Regions from separate parts of the Homo sapiens genome. Here region 1 is linked to region 2. Evidence: read pairs that join two places in POLR2A ChIA-PET (ENCODE). Cell type or tissue: K562. All regions are shown on one strand. Links, peaks and the distances in the headings refer to the core of each region. The heading gives the core; the rest is flanking DNA. Region 1 holds the start of LOC101926984 (leucine-rich repeat-containing protein 37A3). Region 2 holds the start of TNFAIP1 (TNF alpha induced protein 1).

The links. Peaks named below come from ENCODE experiments on the same cell type or tissue, not always from the same donor. Only the 100,000 strongest peaks of a DNase experiment are listed, where the experiment ranks them.
Region 1: POLR2A ChIA-PET joins it to region 2 with 5 read pairs; 11 of 35 experiments call an interaction of 5 or more read pairs at or near these places.

Annotation. Positions count from the first base shown.
Region 1 is chr17:28,264,040-28,273,820 of GRCh38, forward strand. It overlaps LOC101926984 (leucine-rich repeat-containing protein 37A3), which reads right to left and starts at 8,429. Exons shown (of 1, transcript XR_001752821.1): 1 at 1-8,429. RefSeq lists enhancers at 564-1,763, 3,159-4,358. In K562, for the core only: no CTCF peak of the experiment used is centred there; DNase peaks (open chromatin) are centred at 4,392 and 6,202.
Region 2 is chr17:28,334,948-28,344,728 of GRCh38, forward strand. TNFAIP1 (TNF alpha induced protein 1) reads left to right here and starts at 814. Exons shown (of 7, transcript NM_021137.5): 1 at 814-909; 2 at 4,461-4,779; 3 at 5,362-5,531; 4 at 6,290-6,379; 5 at 6,457-6,509; 6 at 7,300-7,495; 7 at 9,417-9,781. The coding sequence starts at 4,575. The coding sequence ends at 9,653. IFT20 (intraflagellar transport 20) reads right to left here and starts at 525. Exons shown (of 5, transcript NM_001267776.2): 1 at 393-525. RefSeq lists silencers at 222-413, 907-956 and enhancers at 337-866, 9,241-9,744. In K562, for the core only: a CTCF peak has its summit at 3,293; no DNase peak of the experiment used is centred there.

The DNA of each region.
Region 1 (9,781 bases), core at 1,970-6,969, 72 kb before region 2:
ACCACAGATATTTTCCTTTCACATTTCCCCCCTTTTCTTTTTAAAAATCTGTTGGAGAAAGCATTTTACAAGAAAATGAGTCTCTGGTCTCAGGTTTCATTTGATCTCTCATGGCGAGGACAGTTTATTCCTTGATGGGTAGGTCCCAAAAGCTCATTTTTAGCAGGTTGTTAAGTCTCATGTCCTGCGAAGAGAAAATAGTGGGAGGAAGAGAGAGAAAACAACAACAAACAAAAGAACAATCCGGGAAACATTTGATATAGGCCTCATTACTCTGAAGTCTATGCATCAGTAGGCAGGTATGAAAGTGGTTTATGTATGTAAATAGGTTGCTGTTATTTTCTTCTGAAGTTTAAGTTGTCTGGCTTCAGTTCACAGGATTTTAAGAAAGCACAGCTTAGTTTTCAGTGACTCCAAATTAGGAAAAATGGAAAAAAGAAGGAAAAAAAAATTTAAAAATTATTTTGGAGACTTGTAATAAAAAAAAATTAGAATTTGGTCCAAACTGTAGAAAGTAATCCAAATTGAAAAAAAATTAGGCAAGACTAGAATCTAACACAGATATATAATCATTTGGAAACATAAGTTTTTCTCCAGTTTCCCATTTTACTAAAGACAAATCATGGTAGGAATAGTAAACTTATTATATTGGTCTATATATTTGTATACATTGCATCAATAATAATAATTTTTTTTACATAGGCTTTTAAATTGGCTTTGATGTAACTTTGTTCCATAAGAGAAATCTTGGATAAGACACACCCACCTCTTCTGCCTCAGGAACTGACTGAGACTTTGATGAGACTTTGATTCCATTTGTAGGCACAGATTCAGCTGGAGACCTGCCCCTGGAGCCAGAGAAATCTTGGATAAGACACACCCATCTCTTCTGCCTCAGGAACTGAGACTTTGATGAGACTTTGTTTGCATTGGAGACCTGCCCCTGGAGCCAGAGAAATCTTGGATAAGACACACCCATCTCTTCTGCCTCAGGAACTGAGACTTTGATGAGACTTTGATTGCATTCGTAGGCACAGATTCAGCTGGAGACCTGCCCCTGGAGCCAGAGAAATCTTGGATAAGACACACCCATCTCTTCTGCCTCAGGAACTGACTGAGACTTTGATGAGACTTTGATTCCATTTGTAGGCACAGATTCAGCTGGAGACCTGCCCCTGGAGCCAGAGAAATCTTGGATAAGACACACCCATCTCTTCTGCCTCAGGAACTGACTGAGATTTTGATGAGACTTTGATTCCATTCGTAGGCACACATTCAGCTGGAGACCTGCCCCCGGAGCCAGAGCAATTTGCTGCTGCACATCAGGATCTGTATGACAAGCTGACTCAGCAAGAAACGTTCCTAGAAGTGGTTCCAATGCAAGACTAGGACCAGAACCAGGCCCTAGCTTAGCTTTTCACCTCAAAAGTAGGTTGAAAATGTAGACCAGGATCTGTATGACAAGCTGACTCAGCAAGAAACGTTCCTAGAAGTGGTTCCAATGCTAGACAGGGACCAGAACCAGGCCCTAGCTTAGCTTTTTGTTTGGACTCCGGTGAAGGCCCCAAGATGGCGACAGGCAACCATCTTGGCCACCCTGACTCAGCATTAGCGGGTTCATCTTCCCCCCGTTCCCGCCATCCCGGCAAGAACGTGAGCCCGCTAAGGCGTGTCACACTCAGGAAAATAAAACCTAACTAACTCCGCCCTTGCCCCACCCCGAATCCGCCCCTAACTCACCTAGTGTCCATATAAGCCTGCTGCACCTCCAACACAGTGCGACTTCCCCGGCCCTCCCCTGCGGACCAGTGAACCTCGTCCAAGAGCTTAATAAAGGAACTTTTGCATTCTTTGCCCTGCCTCTCGACCCTTTTTGTCTATGGAACCCTTCCATTGCCTTTCACTTTTCACCTCAAAAGCAAGGTTCTAAATGTAGACCAGAATCTGTATGACAAGCTGACTCAGCAAGAAACGTTCCTAGAAGTGGTTCCAATGCTAGACTGGGACCAGAGCCAGGACCTAGCTGAGCTTTTCACCTCAAAAGTAAGGTTCAAAATGTAGACCAGGATCTGTATGACAAGCTGACTCAGCAAGAAACGTTCCTAGAAGTGGTTCCAATGCTAGACTGGGAGCAGAACCAGGCCCTAGCTTAGCTTTTTGTTTGGACTCTGGTGAAGGCCCCAAGATGGCGACAGGCAACCATCTTGGCCACCCTGACTCAGCATTTCTGGGTTCATCTTCCCCCCGTTCCCACCATCCCGGCTAGCACGTGTGCCCACTAAGGCGCGTCACACTCAGGAAAAGGAAACCTAACTAACTCCGCCCTTGCCCCACCCCGACTCCGCCCTCACCTCACCTAGTGTCCATATAAGCGAGCTGCACCTCCAACACAGTGCGACTTCCCTGGCCCTACCCTGCGGACCAGTGAACCTCGCCCGAGAGCTTAATAAAGGAACTTTTGCCTTCTTTGCCCTGCCTCTCGACCCTTTTTGTCCGCGGCACCCTTCCATTGCCTTTCACTTTTCACCTCAAAAGTAAGGTTCAAAATGTGGACCAGGATCTGTATGACAAGCTGACTCAGCAAGAAACGTTCCTAGAAGTGGTTCCAACGCTAGACTGGGACCAGAACCAGGTCCTAGCTAAGCTTTTCACCTCAAAAGTAGGTTCAAAATGTAGATCAGGATCTGTATGACAAGCTGACTCAGCAAGAAACGTTCCTAGAAGTGGTTCCAATGCTAGAACGGGACCAGAACCAGGCCCTAGCTTAGGTTTTCCCCTCAAAAGTAAAGTTCAAAATGTAGACCAGGATCTGTATGACAAGCTGACTCAGCAAGAAACGTTCCTAGAAGTGGTTCCAAAGCTAGACTGGGAGCAGAACCAGGCCCTAGCTTAGCTTTTTGTTTGGACTCCGGTGAAGGCCCCAAGATGGCGACAGGCAACCATCTTGGCCACCCTGACTCAGCATTTCCGGGTTCATCTTCCCCCCATTCCCGCCATCCCGGCTAGCACGCGTGCCCACTAAGGCGCGTCACTCTCAGGAAAACGAAACCTAACTAACGCCGCCCTTGCCCCACCCCGACTCCGCCCCTACATCACCTAGTGTCCATATAAGCGTGCTGCAACTACAACACAGTGCGACTTCCCTGGCCCTCCCCTGCGGACAAGTGAACCTTGCCCGAGGGCTTAATAAAGGAAACTTTGCCTTCTTTGCCCTGCCTCTCGACCCTTTTTGTCCGAGGCACTCTTCCATTGCCTTTCACTTTTCACCTCAAAAGTAAGGTTCAAAATGTAGATCAGGATCTGTACGACAAGCTGACTCAGCAAGAAACATTCCTAGAAGTGGTTCCAATGCTAGACTGGGACCAGAGCCAGGCCCTACCTCAGCTTTTCACCTCAAAAGTAAGGTTCAAAATGTAGACCAGGATCTGTATGACAAGCTGACTCAGCAAGAAACGTTCCTAGAAGTGGTTCCAATGCTAGACTGGGAGCAGAACCAGGCCCTAGCTTAGCTTTTTGTTTGGACTCCGGTGAAGGCCCCAAGATGGCGACAGGCAACCATCTTGGCCACCCTGACTCAGCATTTCCGGGTTCATCTTCCCCCGGTTCCCGCCATCCGGGCTAGCATGTGTGCCCACTAAGGCGTGTCACACTCAGGAAAACGAAACCTAACTAATTCCGCCCTTGACCCACCCCGACTCTGCCCCTACCTCACCTAGTGTCCATATAAGCGTGCTGCACCTCCAACACAGTGCGACTTCTCTGGCCCTCCCCTGCGGACCAGTGAACCTCGCCCGAGAACTTAATAAAGGAACTTTTGCCTTCTTTGCCCTGCCTCTTGACGCTTTTTGTCCGCGGCACCCTTCCATTGCCTTTCACTTTTCACCTCAAAAGTAAGGTTCAAAATATAGACCAGGATTTGTATGACAGGCTGACTCAGGAAGAAACGTTCCTAGAAGTGGTTCCAATGCTAGACTGGGACCAGAACCATGCCCTAGCTTAGCTTTTCACCTCAAAAGTAGGTTCAAAATGTAGATCAAGATGTATATGACAAGCTGACTCAGCAAGAAACGTTCCTAGAAGTGGTTCTAATGCTAGACTGGGACCAGAACCAGGCCCTAGCTTAGTTTTTCACCTCAAAAGTAAGGTTCAAAATGTAGACCAGGATCTATATGACAAGCTGACTCAGCAAGAAACATTCCTAGAAGTGGTTCCAATGCTAGATTGGGACCAGAACCAGGCCCTAGCTTAGCTTTTTGTTTGGACTCCGTTGAAGGTCCCAAGATGGCGACAGGCAACCATCTAGGCCACCCTGACTCAGCATTTCCGGGTTCATCTTCCCCCGGTTCCTGCCATCCCGGCTAGCACACGTGCCCACTAAGGCGCGTCACACTCAGGAAAACGAAACCTAACTAACTCCTCCCTTGCCCCACCCCAACTCCGCCCCTACCTCACCTAGTGTCCAGATAAGCGTGCTGCACCTCCAACACAATGCGACTTCCCTGGCCCTCCCCTGCGGACCAGTGAACCTCGCCTGAGAGCTTAATAAAGGAACTTTTGCCTTCTTTGCACTGCCTCTCGACCGTTTTTGTCCGTGGCACCCTTCCATTGCCTTTCACTTTTCACCTCAAAAGTAAGGTTCAAAATGTAGACCAGGATCTGTATGACAAGCTGACTCAGCAAGAAACGTTCCTAGAAGTGTTTCCAATGCTAGACTGGGACCAGAACCAGGCCCTACCTGAGCTTTTCACCACAAAAGTAGGTTCAAAATGCAGATCATGATCTGTATGACAAGCTGACTCAGCAAGAAACGTTCCTAGAAGTGGTTCCAATGCTAGACTGGGACCAGAACCAGGCCCTAGCTTAGCTTTTCACCTCAAAAGTAAGGGTCAAAATGTAGATGAAGATCAGACTGCAGATCATCAGGCATATGAGGTCTCCTCCATGGTTGCAGACAGTTTAACCTCTAGTAGGCTCTGTAGTTATGGTAAGGGATGGAATTGTGAGTTGAGTCAGGCTTGAATGCTGAGCCTGACCTTTGTCTGGAGGTGGAAATGTCACCTCACGGCATTTTGGAGCTGGAGCTGTAGTCGTCAGGGCTGTAGAAGGTTCAACCTTTGTAGTGGATTCAGGCGTGATGGTAAGCCCCCGATCTAAAGGTTGAATTGTGAGTTGAGTCTGACCCTTGTCTGAAGGTAGAAGTCTCACCTCAGGATGTTTTGGAGAAGAAAATGTAGTCGTCAGAGCTGTAGAAGGTTCAACCTCTGTAGTGGATTCTGGAGTGATGGTAAGCCCCTGATCCAAAGGTTGAACTGTGGCTTGAGTCAGGTTTGAATGCTGAGTCTGAACATGGCCTGGATGTGGAAGTGTCACCTTAGGGTGGTTTGGAGGAACTATAGTCTTCTTCAAGGGTGTAGGATGTTCAACCTCTGTACTGGATTCTGGGCTTATGGTAACTCCCAGGTGCATAGGTTGAACTGTAATGCTGGGTGACATTGAATGCTGAGCTTGATCCTGACCTGGTGTTGCGGCTGTTACCTCTTGATATGCTGGAAGTTGGGGTACAACTTTCTTAGGAGGCTGAGTTGGGGTCTCCTGCATGGTTGGAGAAAGTTCAACGTCTGTCATGGATTCTGGAGTGATGGTAAGCCCCAGATCCAAAGGTTGAACTGTGAAACTGGCTAATATTGAGTGCTGAGCTTGATCCTGCCCTTGTGTTGGAACTGTCACCTCATAGTGAGCTGGATGTTGAGCTGCAACCTCCTTAAGTGGCTATGGAAGCTGAAGTGGGACCATCTGCTGGCTTGAAAGTTCTATGTCCTTAGGGGGCTCTGGAACCTGAACTGTGGCCTCCTGCTGGGTTGGAGAAGGTTCTGCCTCCATAGAGGGCTCTGGAATCTGAGCTGGAACCTCCTGCTGAGTTAGTTATGGTCCAACCTCCTGAGGGAACTCTGGAGGCAAAGATGGGGCTATCTGCTGGGTCAGAGAGGGTTCTGTCACCATAGGGGGCTCTGAAGACTGAGCAGGGCCTGCCTGCTAGACTGGAGAGGATTCTACCTCTTTAGTTGGCTCTAAAAGCTGAGTTGGGGGCTGCTGTAGGACTGGAGATGGTTCGACCTTCTTAGGTGGCTCTGATGGCTGAGCTGATATCTCCTGCTGCGGTGGAGGAGTGACCTCTTCAGTGGACTTTGGAGGATGACCTGAGGCTTCCTGCTGGGTTGCACATGGTTCAACCTCCTTAGGGGCCTCTGGTGACTCAGCTTGAACTCTTGCTGGACTGGAGAAGGTTCTACCTTCTTAGGGGTATCTGGAGTCTGAGCTGTGGCCTCTTACTGGACTGGAGGTTCAATCTTTTCAGGAGAATGCAGAGGTGGGGAAGGCAGATCAGGCTGGGCTAGAGAAAAGTCAGCCTGCTCAGTGGGAATAGGAGGGTTGTCTTGCTGGACTGGAGAAGGTTCAACCTCCATAGTGACTGCTGAAGGTATGGGAAGCTCCATATCCACATTTTTAACTGTGGTATTAGGCAAAGTTGAATTACTTCTGAATATTGAAGACAGATCTAGAGGTGAAAATATCATCCCATCATTCAATGAACTTTCAAAGTCTGAAGAGAGCTCGACTGGAAGCTGAGTTGTGGGCTCTTGATGGACTGGAGGAAGTTCATCATTTTCGGGATATTTAGCTGCTGAACTATAATCTCTTGCTGGTGTTTCAAATGTTGAAACTGCTCAGGGGACACTAAGGGCTGACCTGGGTCCCCCTGTTGGGTTAAAATTTCAACCTGATTAGTGAAATCTGGAGTCATGGTAACCATGTGATCCACAGGTTTAACAGTGACATTGTACAATGTTGGAGGCTGAACTTGATCATGACTTAGAGGAGAAACTGTTACCTCATGATGCTCTGGAGATTGAGCTACAACTTCATTAAGGAGCTCTGGAGTCTGAGCTGGGGCCTCCTGCTGGGTTAGAGAAGACTCAACCTCCTCAGGGGTCTGTGGATGCTCAGCCTCCTGCTGGGCTGCAGAGGGGTTCTGATCCTTAATAGGTTCTGGAGACTGAACTGAAGTCTCCTGTTGAACTGGTAAAGGCCCAGCCTCTTCCAATGACTCTGGAGGCAGAGGTGGGCCCCCATGCTGGGTGGCAGAAGGTTCTACATCATTAACTGGCCCTGAGAGCTGAGCTGTACCCTCTTGGTAGACTGGAGAAGTTCCCACCTCTGCAGTAGGCTCTGTTGCTATGGTGAGCTGCATATCTGGAGGCTTAACAGTGACATTGGGCAAACCGGAATGCTGAGCTTGATGGTGACCTGGAGGTGAAACTGTAACTTCATAATGTTCTGGAGGCTGAGCTGGGGTCTCCTTCTTGGCTGGAGAAGATTCAACCTCCCCAGAAGACTCAGAGGGCTAAGCTGGCTGTTCCTGCTCACTGCGGGAAGGGTCAGCCTCCACAGGAGGACCTGGAGGATCAGTTGTGGCCTCCTCTTGGGTTGCAGAAGTTTCCACCTCCTCTGGAGACTGGGTTGGGGCCTCCTGCTGGGCTGGAGAAGATTCAGTCTTCTTGGCAGACTCTGAAGTTATGGCAATATCCACATCCGCAGGTTTAACTGTAACATTGGGCAAGTTATAATGAGCTTGATCCTCGCCTGGAAGTTGGACTGTCACCTCATGATTCAGTGGAGTTTGAACTGCACCCTCCATAGACTCTGGAGCTGAGCTGGGGCCTCCTGCTGGGTCTGAGAAGGTTCAACTCCCCTAGGAAACTCACAAGGCTGAACTGGCTGCTCCTGCTCACTGGGGGAAGGTTCAACCTCCACAGGAGGACCTGGAGGCTCAGCTGGAGTCCCTTGCTGAGTTGCAGAAGGTTTCATCTCCTCAGGGAACTCTGTTGTCTGAGCTGGGGCCTTTAATTGGGCTGAGGAAGAGTTGACCTCCTTGGGGTGCTCTGGAGGCAGAGAGGCAGCCTGTTCCTGGCTTGACATTGGGCAAGTGTGAGTGCTGAGCTTCACTCCAACTTTTAAATGGGACATTTACCTCATGATGTATTGATGGCTGAGCTACAATTTCTTCAGAGGGAGGTAGCTGCTGTGCTGGGGACTCCTGCTCTGTTGAAGAAGAGCGACCCCCTCAAGGGACTGTGAAGGCAGAGCTGGGGACTCCTGCTGGGTTAAAGAAGGTTCTACCTCCTCAGGGAGCTGTGGAAGCTGTGCTGGGGCTTCTTGCTGGTGCTAAGAGGACTGGATCTCTTCAAGGGTCTCTGGGTTTTGAGTTTCAGGCTCTAGAAGGAATTGAGAAAGTCCAGCTTGCTCATCTGAGTTCATCTGGACTTCTGAAGGCAGGCTGCCCGGATACAGTTGATGACTAAGCTCTGATTTTTTATTTTGCCCAAATTCCTACCTAAGGGGTCTAGGGAGTCATGCCCTACAAACCATAAATTCTCACGAGATGGGTTTTATTTGACCCTATATATCATGACTTACTTTTCAATGTAATTCTGGCACAAGGAAAAAATATTTAACCCACAATATATTTCCTTGCCATACCTTGAAATTGCCCTGCCAAATCTCAAGTGGGAAAAATCCACATTCTATAGAGAATCAATCCCCTTTCCTCTTTGTTTTCCTTCCTTTTTTTCCAGATCCAGGAGAGAATAAACTATAAGCCAGGCACCCTTTTAGGTCCAATAAGAAACATTTTATAACCTACTTTCCCCCTGAACTCTGCTGAGAGATTCGTCTGCACAACAAAACATGGTCTCCACAATCCTTTATCTTAACCTGAACATTCCTTTCCATTGATCCCAGGTCTTCGGATAAACTCAACCAATTGTCAACCAGAAAATATTTAAATTTAACTATAGCCTGGAAGCCCCCACTTTGAGTTGTCCCGCCTTTCTGAACCAAACCATTGTATTTCTTCATGTATTCGATTGATGCCTCATGCCTCCCTGAAATATATAAAACCAAGCTGTACCCCAACCACCTTGGGCACTGTAAGGCTCTTGTGTTGGTTTGAACCCTGAGAGCACACCAACAAACATGCAGCTAATGCTCAGTGCATCAAAAGATGCTAGTGTTTGAAAGACTCAGAGACTTCTCTCAGGAATTTGCCAAGCACTTACAGAACTCCATTTATATACAAATCTTTCTTACCCTGCCATCTCAAAAGGTATGGCTGATGGTCCATTATCTCTCAGAAAAATGTATTATAGCTCCAGATGGTAGAATGACCAGGAAGAAATTTCATCTTGCAAGTCAGTGTTTATTAAGAACCCACTGTATGCCCAGCATCACACCAGGCTGGCAAGAAACAAAATAATCCTGAGTGATCATCCTTCACAGAAAAAAGACTTGAATCATAATTGTAACAATCTAAAATCCAAACATCATCTTTTAGTGTGTCTTATAGTTCATTAAATTTTTGAATTGTTAAACACTGTGACTTGGCCAGGCGTGGTGGCTCATGCCTGTAATCCCAGTACTTTGGGAGGGCGAGGCGAGCAGATCACCTGAGGTCAGAAGCTTGAGACCAGCCTTGCCAACATGGGGAAATGCTGTCTCTACTAAAAATACAAAAATTATCCGGGCCTGGTGGCAGGCACCTGTAATCCCAGCTACTAGGGAGGCTGAGGCAGGAGAATCACTTGAACCAAGGAGGCAGAGGTTGCAGTGAGCTGAGATCGCACCATTGCACTCCAGCCTGGGTGACAGAGCGAGACTCTGTCTCAAAAAACAAAAACAAACAAACAAAAAACCACTGTGACTTGATTTTTTACTCTGGAGAAGC
Region 2 (9,781 bases), core at 3,185-8,184:
GAGTTCACAGATTATCTACCAACTCCCATCACACGCGTGTCTGAGCATCTGAGCAACACCTGGCCCAAGAGCTGGGACTAAGCTCCCTGAGCATGAGGCGGTGGCATACTTTCTGCGCCCCGGCTCTCCCAGATGCATGCGAGGCACTGCGAGCCGACTCTTTACTATGTAAACTCCCCGAACTTATCCGAGCCGCAGTTTCCTCGTAAGATCGTGGCAAGCATCAACGCATCAAACTCCAGGCCTAAGCTGGGTGTGAAAGCGCCCCCCTGAGAGTGGGGCGGAATTCCCACGTCTCTCCCCGCCCGGTACTGCCTTTCCTCAGGACGCGGGCCTGTCAGGCTCCTCTCGCCCCTGGTCCGCCCGCGTCCCCCGACCCGAGGTCAGCCTACCTGCCGGCCCCGCGGCGGCAGCGCGCTGCAGCCCAGGCTGATGTAGACAGGCAGCTTCTCCTGGGTCAGCGACAGCCGGTACCCAGCCAGCCTGCCACGGCCGCTGCCACGGATACAGAGCCTGTTTACCTATGACGTCACTACCTTCCTGACTCCGGAAGCACTTACAGCCCCCATTCCACAGAGCCTGCTGGGAAACAGAGGCCCGAGGGGAGGCCCGGCCTACAAGACCCAGAAGCCTTAGCGCCGGCAAGGCGGCCAGAAGTAGCTCTGCTCTCTCCGCGAAGACCCTCGGGGGATTCCGCCTCCACCCTTTCCCGGATAGAGCGCTATGCATGCAGGGACTTGTAGTCTCAGGCTCCCCAGCCGGCTGGGCTGGGCAGCACTCCGGGCGGAGTCGACGAGCGCAGGATGTGAGCTCACAGCTTGGGACTGCTGAGGGGCAGGCGGCTGCAGGCTAGGGGCGGCTCGGAGTCCGCTGGCCACCCAGCTGAGAGGAGAGGCGCCCCCGGGGACGGTGAGAGCCGGGCCCGCCGATGCCCTCGGGGAAGGGATGGACGGCCCCTGCTGGAGTAGAGCGAGCCCGGCCGGGTCCTGGGGGAAAAGGCGCGGGCGGCGTAGGGGAGATGGAGAGCTCCGATCTCCCACGGAGGGTGGGCGTGAGAACCGGTGTGGGTTTCTCGGTAGTGAGGAGTGGTCCGGGCTAGAGAAGAGCCCACACCGGCCACATTTCCCAGGACTTTTTGGGTGACGCTTAACCTTTACACCTAGGGTTTCTGCTAGATCCGCCACTCTAGCCCTCAGCTTTCCTCCCGCCGTCCTCCGTGTCTGACGGATTTCTGGGTCCTTCTTCCTTTTAGACCCCTCCTCTTTCCACCTCCGCGGCTGTTTGCCCTTTGTTGTGCTTGGGTTCCCATTAGCTTCGTTGCGTGAGCCACGGATCCGCCCTTAGCCCCGGGCATCCCCAAATATCCACACACAAAGTGCGGAAGGAAGAGCACTGTGGCTATCAGTGGAAACTTCATTCTCACTGGAATTACTTTCTGGGGCGTCACCTGCCACAGAATTCCTGGAACCCATTGGTCTGGGCGGAATGTGATTGACGTCATCCAGGGGCTCAAAGCAATTGCTTTGTAGGAAAGGAAGAGATTAGCTCTGGATCCGCCGACCTCTCTTGGCAGGCCTATCCTTTGAGCTCCTTTGCATTGGCAGAACATGTATGTGTGCTTTCTCTGATCCTGGGAAAACTAGGACTAGACACAAAATACACAGGGAACTTGCTAATACCTGTTAGAGAGGTGGATTTATTCCTTTGAGGTGGGCGGGAAAAGGGAAGGTGATCTCATACCATTCTAGTGTTTCTTAGTCATTGGCAACCTCCTGGTGAGGGCTCACCTCCCATACCCAACCCCTGTGGCAAATGAAAGAGTCTCCCAGACAAGCCGCCAAAGGAATTCACTGCTTCACACAGCACCCACGCTGGCTGTCCACTTCCTTGGACATTCTTCCCAGGGACTTACCTAAATCTTTTCAGGGACAATTTCAGTCTAACAAACTGACGTATGTTAAATACTTAAAATGTGCATGGCATTGTGCTGAGCACCATTAGGGGAACACAGCGGTAAACTTGGGAAACCAGTGCCCTGCTTCTGGGTTGCACTTACAAGGCATGAGCAACTGTAAACTCCTGCATGTGATGAGCATTCGGTGAAATCATTCCACTTTTTTTCTGTCTCCATTATTACCAATGTGGTCCAGGCTGCCATCATCTCTTCTTGCCTAGACTACTGCTTCCTCTGGTCTTCCCACTTTCTCTCTTGCACCTTTACAATTCATTCTCTACCCAGCAGCAAGTTATCTTTTCAAAATACACTACAAGCAAGTCAGATCATATCACTCCCCTGCTTGCAACCCTCCAATTGATTCATATACTATATAGCAATTAGTATGAAATCCACCTTTGTTATCATCTAACGCCTGCCTTCCCTGACTTGACATCAAACCAACTTCCCCCTACTGTCTGTGCACCAGCCATTATGACCGTATTTCTGATCCTCAAACTTGTTTTAATTTTGTCATTGTTGAGATGAGATTTCCCTATGTCACCCAGGCTGACTTTCCCAGGCTCAAGCAGTCATCCCACCTCAGCCTCCCGAGCAGCTGGGACCACAGGCATGAGCCACCATATCTGGCTAATTTTTTTTTATTTGTAGAAACAAACTCTCACTATGTTGCCCAGACTGGTCTTGAACTCCTGGGCTCAAGCAATCCACCCACTTCGGCCTCCTAAAGTGCTAGGATTACAGGTGTGAGCCACCACACCCGCCCCCTAAAACTTGTTTCTAACAGGAACTTTGCACTTACTCTTCCATCTGTCTACAATGCTCTCTTCAAACCTCAGCTGAAATGTCACCATCCCAAAGATGCTTTTCCTGTCCCTTTGTCTAAATTAGTGCCTCTCCCTAATCACTCTCATATCACTGTTTTATTATCTTTATTGCATTTATCAGGTTCTGGAATTATCTGCTTATTTATTTAAGTCCTTGTTGCTAGTCTGTTTCCTTCCACTAGAATGTAAGCTCCATGTGGACATGACTTTCTATATGTGTTCTCTTCTGAGTACCCAATGCCTGGCACGTAGGGGTACAATAAATGCTAGCTTTCTCTCTTTTTAAAAATTCCTGTTATGATGCTTCTTTGAACTGTTTGAAGGCAAAGACAATATTTTTTCATTGTTCCCTACTGCTTAACATAGTAGGCACTCAGTAGTTTAATTGCTGAATGAGTTAAATGAGCTAGTACATATTAAATGCCAAGAGATGGGGTCTTGCTATGTTGCCAAGGCTGGTCTTGACTCCTGGGCTCAAGAGATCCTCCCACCTCGGCCTACTGAGTAGCCAGGAGTACAGGCAGGTGGCAGCACACATCTCACCTCATTGTTTTTAGATTTATCCTCTGATCTTTTCTAGTCCTTTCTTCTCCCATTCTTATTGGGAGGGAAGAGGAGAGTAGGGCTGGGCTCCCTCTCAGGAAAAAGAAAGGAAAACAGCCATCCTATAGCTGTTCTTCCCTGAAAAATGGTGACAATTTCAGGAACTTGGGACAAGGCTGGTGCCAAGAAAGGGGAAGGTCAGGAAGCCCCAGCCGAAGCCCAGGTAACCTGCACCAAGAACACTGGCCGGCACCCCCGACCCTGGCTTACTGCATTCTCTCCTGAAGCTGCTTTTACTTTCCTTCCTGAAGCCAGACTCTCGGTGGTGCTCAAAATAAACACTGGCACAGACTGCTCTGGAGGCTGGAATCTTTAGAAAGGAAGTGCATCCTGTCCCTCTGGCTCCTGGGAAACTCCTAGACTGGCTGGATTCCCAGTAGGTTTGGTTGGAAGTCTGGGATCCTGGGAACCTTGACAAGAAAGTAACTGGAATCTGACTGGTAGATCTCTAGGGTGATCTGTTCCTCTGGCCCTCTCTAACTGGTTCCATGGGTTTGCTTGTCTTCCTCGCTGCCCTGAGTGGAGCTGAGTCTCAGGGAGGCTGATGAGGTGACCAGGGCAGGAGTCTGGGAGACTGCCTCCAGCCCTGGTTCCTGCTATAGTAAAAATGGCAGGGAGGCCAGACGCGGTGATTCATACTTATAATCCCAGCACTTTGGGAGACTGAGGTGGGCGGATCGCCTGCGCTCAGGAATTCGAGACCAGCCTGGGCAGCATGGTAAAACCCTGTCTCTACCAAAAAAAAAAAAAAAAAAAATTAGCTGGGTGTGGTGGTGTGCACCTGTGGTCCCAGCTACTCAGGAGGCTGAGGTGGGAGGATCACTTGAGCCTGGGAGGCAAAGGCTGCAGTGAGCCGAGATGGCACCACTGCACTCCAGCCTGGGTGACAGAGTGAGACCCTGTCTCTAAGAAAAAAAAAAAAAAAAAAGAAAGCAAAATGGCAGGGACTTAGCCTCTGCCAGGGAGCAGTGCTTGGGCTTGTCAGGGAGAGAATGAGTACGGTCGTGTTTCTGCTATTGTCTCCTCCTGGGCTGTCTCAGCTGGTTCGTGTCTTCTCTTCCCTCTCCCATGTACAGCACTGAGATTATGAGGCTCTGGCCTCCACTGGCCACTCACTCGTGACCCTTTCCACCACGGCGGAGCCTTCCAAGCCTACCTCCTGCCGTGTGGTGATCTACCTGCAGCGGGAGATGTCGGGGGACACCTGCCTGTGCCCAGCCTCAGGGGCCAAGCCCAAGCTCAGTGGCTTCAAGGGAGGAGGGTTGGGCAACAAGTATGTCCAGCTCAACGTGGGCGGCTCTCTGTACTACACCACTGTGCGGGCCCTGACCCGCCACGACACCATGCTCAAGGCCATGTTCAGTGGGCGCATGGAGGTGCTGACCGACAAAGAAGGTGAGGCACTGGGGCTGCCGCTCGGGGTGGGGAGGGCAGGAGGAGTTCCCAAGGAAATGACCAGATCTAGAATTCAGTCACTTTTCCTCTTCACTTTATGTAGGGTGTCTTCACCTGGAGTCCCTAGTAGAGCTTCAGAATTCTGTGAAATTGTATATGGAATGCTGTGTTTATGCATTTTCCAGGAAGAAGAGCCATACTTTTAAAATATTTAAATAGGACAAGATTCTCATAGGAGCCGTCACCTTAAGACTGGGCAGCGGGCAGAAGGCCGGCAGTGGCTGGTGGTTTCTGTGTTGGGCTGGGCCTGGTACCCTGAGCCTAGGCCCCTGTGGCTTCTACAGCCTGGAGGGCTGTATCCCCCGTGGGATGTGCCAGTTCTGGGTTTCAGAGAGGAAGGGTGAAGAGCAGCCATGGGCCTGAGTGCTAGAACCTCCATCCCCGCCTCTGTCACCCTGCGTAAGGGCTTTGTGCTCGTGGACCCCCTTCCCTGCCACCTGCCGCCAGCTTGTCAGGTGGCCTTTGCCTGCCTCGGAGGTACCTGGCGGCAAACTAACCCTGTAGGGCCTTCTGCACCCCTAGGCTGGATCCTCATAGACCGTTGTGGAAAGCACTTTGGCACCATTTTGAATTACCTCCGAGATGACACCATCACCCTCCCTCAGAACCGGCAAGAAATCAAGGAATTGATGGCTGAAGCAAAGTATTACCTCATCCAGGGGCTGGTGAATATGTGCCAGAGTGCCCTGCAGGTACATGGGTGGGGCGGAGCAGGGCGGGCAGATGAGGTCAGGAGTTGCCCCCTTCTTGTGGGATGGAGGACTCTGGTTCCTGGCAGGTTGTGTGGGAGGCGTGGTTGATGAGTGCAAACCTAATGAGACAAGTGAGATGCCACCCAGGCCCACCAACCTGGCAGCCAGGTGTTCACACTTGGCAGCGTGAGTAGGCCCTGCTTCTGGTTTCTATGCTTTGCTACCCGGATTTTAGGGGGTTTTTCTGTTTTTGCTTTTGTTTCTGTTTTTGTTTTTGTTTTTTGAGACAGGGTTTCACTCCTGTCACCCAGGCTGGAGTGCAGTGGTGCGATGTCAGCTCACTGCAACTTCTGCCTCCTGGGTTCAAGTGATTCTCGTGATTTGGCCTTCAGAGTAGCTGGGAATGCCAGCATGCGCCATGGCACCCAGCTAATCTTTGTATTTTTTGTAGAGATGAGGTTTCACCATGTTTTCCAGGCTAGTCTCGAACTGCTGGGCTCAAGTGATCTGCCTGCCTCAGCCTCCCAAAGTGCTGGGATTGCAGGTGTGAGCTACCGCACCCGGCCTGGATCTTGGGTTTTCTAACTGGGGGTCTGCTTTCCAGCTGGCAGTTTCTATTGTCAGGGGCCTCATGATCTGTATCTGACACTTCCTCACCAAGCAGCGGGTGGCCATGGCAGAGGGGCTCCAGAGGTATACCTCGATAAGCCTGGGAAGCAGAAGATCCTAAAGAGGGTTCTCTGTTCTGTGTCGCACAGGACAAGAAGGACTCCTACCAGCCTGTGTGCAACATCCCCATCATCACATCCCTAAAGGAGGAGGAGCGGCTCATCGAATCCTCCACCAAGGTACCAGGACCTCTGAGGGGTGCGGGCCGGGGATGCCAGTCCCCTGGCCTGGCCCCTCACTCTGAACTCCTTCACAGCCCGTGGTGAAGCTGCTGTACAACAGAAGCAACAACAAGTATTCCTACACCAGGTAGGGTGCGTCACAGGGCTCAACAGACACTGGGCAGCAGACCCAAGGAGTACTGCCTGTACTCCCAGCACGGTCGGCGTGGGTCTGGGCCTGGGTCTTGGAACTGGCTGTGCCAAGTTGGGGAAAAACAGAAAGTAGAAGGGAAATTGGGACAGAGGCCTTTGGAACTCAGCAGGGTGCCCTGGCTGGGATATAAATGATTGAAGGTGAAATGCGCCCTCAACGTGTATCACGAAGGCAGCATGGCAGGTGTTTTCACACGTGTCATCCTACCGGGTGGAGGGGATGCTAGGAGGCCGGTGAGCTGGGAGTCCCCCAAGCCAGCCTGTGCAGTTCACACTGGGCCGATTCCCTCCCCACACCCTCCAGGCCATGTCCTCTCCATAGGCCACAGTTAGGTAGACGCAGGTGGCTGCAGGTTCAGAGTCCCAAACCCTCCCTATGATTCCCTGTGGCCAGGCATATTGCCACTGTCACCCCCACAGTAAGGGAAGGAATGCCTCCCACTGACATAGCAGCCTTGTCTCCTTCCTTCCAGGGTTAGTGAGGGGAGACCTCCTTCCTCAGCTGTCCCTACTTTGACTTAAAACCAACTGAGTTCCTTTTCCTCACAGGCCCCCCAACCCAGAGGGTACCCTATGATCCTTTCTCTCCTGGCCCCCTGGCATCTTGCTTTCATTTCGGCAGGACAGGATGGGGGAAGGGAGGGAGGGGAGGGCCCCACTTGTCTAGCACCCTCCCTTGGACTGGAACCTCACTCCCAGCCGCTTGGCCCTCATGTTTTTTTCAGCAACTCTGACGACCACCTGCTGAAAAACATCGAGCTGTTTGACAAGCTCTCCCTGCGCTTCAACGGCCGCGTGCTCTTCATCAAGGATGTCATTGGTGACGAGATCTGCTGCTGGTCCTTTTATGGCCAGGGCCGTAAGCTGGCAGAGGTGTGCTGTACCTCCATCGTGTATGCCACGGAGAAGAAGCAGACCAAGGTGTGGGGGATTGCCCCTGCCTGGGTAGGGGAGGACACACACCCACTGTGCGGGGGACGTGGTCGGGCTGTGACCAGCACGGAGCAAAAGGGGCATGGACTTGGCTCTTTTTTCCAAACACGGTAATGGTGCTGGGCAAGGACAAGGCCAGAACAAGGGGTGTGGGGAATGGACGGGAACTGCTTTGTTCCTGACAGCGCAGGGCAGGGGCCGTTGACCACCAGGAAGTAGCCTAGTACAGTGGGAAGGACTGGGTCTTTGAAGTTGGCCCAATTCAGGTTTGAACGCTGGCTCACACCACTTGCCAGTTTTCTGACTTTGGATAAGCCACTTAAGCCATCTGGGCCTCAGGTTCCTCATTTGCAGACATGGGGATGATAGTATGAATTTAACGAGATATGAAAATGATACAACTCTTTGGAGCAGCAGTGTGGTGTAGAAACAGCTTGGGCTTTCGTGTTAGAATGCTGTTCAGATCTCCTGTCTGAGCCAGGGACACAGGTGGGCACAGCACTTGAGCCCAGGAGTTCAAGACCACCCTGGACAACATGGTGAAACCCCGTCTTTACAAAAAATAGAAAAATTAGCCAGGCATCGTGGCACATGCCTGTAGTCCCAAGTACTCAGGAGGCTGCTGTGGGAAGATCCCTTGAGCCCAGGAGTTTGAGGCCAGCCTAAGCAAAATAGCAAGATTCCACTTCCAAACACTTTTAATAATAATAAAATAAAATCTCCTTACTGGCCCCAACCAGCTGGGGGTTTCTGGCTAATCAACTTAGTGCCAGGTACACAGGAGGCATTTGATAGGTGACAGTCATCACAAACTCAGGTGGCCCCTCTCCCCCAGGCTGCAGTCAGTTACCCCAGAGAGTAGCTGCCTCCTGTGAGTGCAGGTCCTGGAGATGATACGCTGGGGTGGATGGCAGGTCATCCAGGAAGGGCCATGTGGGTGTGAAGAGCTCAAAGTAGCCAGACTTGCCAAGCAACTTGTCGACCCCCAAACTACTCCAGGTGCCTCCAGCTGGGAGATCTGCAGAGGGTTTGGGGAAGGCCAACTTACAGGTGGCCCTGCTTCCTTCTGCGGTTTTTGGTGTAGGGGTGGGAGGGAGGGCGACAGGTGGTTCCTGACCCTATCGGTGGTGAAAGGGTTCAGGGGCAGGTCTCCAGTGGCTGGTGATGCTGCGACGGAAGTGGCAGCGCACCTGGCATCTTCTTAAGTGTGTTGTCTTTCATGAACTCGTGTGACCCCTCACAACATGCCTGTGAGACACGCAGGGCTAGAGCCACTCTCCCCATGTGACAGATGAGTGAACAGAAGCTCAGTCCAACAGAGCAGGTCTGGCTAGAATTCAGGTGCTTGACTGCCTTCCCTTTCTCCTTCCTCCAGGCAGGTCATGCCGGTGACACACTGCGTCAGGCAGGCAGAGAAAGGCAGCATAACCACTCAGCATAGCAGCTGCTCTGTGTATGCCTCTGCTTGGTGGTTTGCTGTGTGCCAATCTTCTGCTAAGCAATCACATCTTTCCCGTAATGTTGACAGCAACTCTCAGGGGTTGAGCTGAACCAACCTTTTGTACATATGGGAGCTGCAGCCCAGAAGGGTTCAGCCCAAGGCTCCACAGCTAGCAAGTGGTAGAGCTGTGTTGGGACCTAGCTCTGGCCCACCCTCTATGCCCACTAGTCCCTTGGTCTCAGGCTGGGGCAGGGGTGTGGAGGATGTTGGTCTTCCCTGTCCTCATGTCTGTAGAGTACATCCCCTCACCCCGCCTTCGGAGGGAGGCTGGCTTTCCCTGGAGACGGACCGCCACCTGTTTTATGAGAGGTAGCGGAGGCCTTATGGAGCCTCAGGGCCAGCCGCTCTGACGCATGGCTTCCTCTTGAAGATGAAACCTTGCTCCACCTTCTTCCTCCCTAACCCCAGGTGGAATTCCCAGAGGCCCGAATCTATGAGGAGACACTCAACGTCCTACTCTATGAGACTCCCCGCGTCCCCGACAACTCCTTGTTGGAGGCCACAAGCCGTAGCCGCAGCCAGGCTTCCCCCAGTGAAGATGAGGAGACCTTTGAACTGCGGGACCGTGTCCGCCGCATCCACGTCAAGCGCTACAGCACTTACGATGACCGGCAGCTCGGCCACCAGTCTACCCATCGCGACTGACCAGACCCTCAGGGAGTCAGGGCACGGGAGGCCCTATCTCCCATCCTGTGGAACCCGCCCCATTGGCCACCCCATGCTGCTGCTGCCTGGGTCTCTGCTCTAGCACCCAGAGGCATGACAGGCCCTGC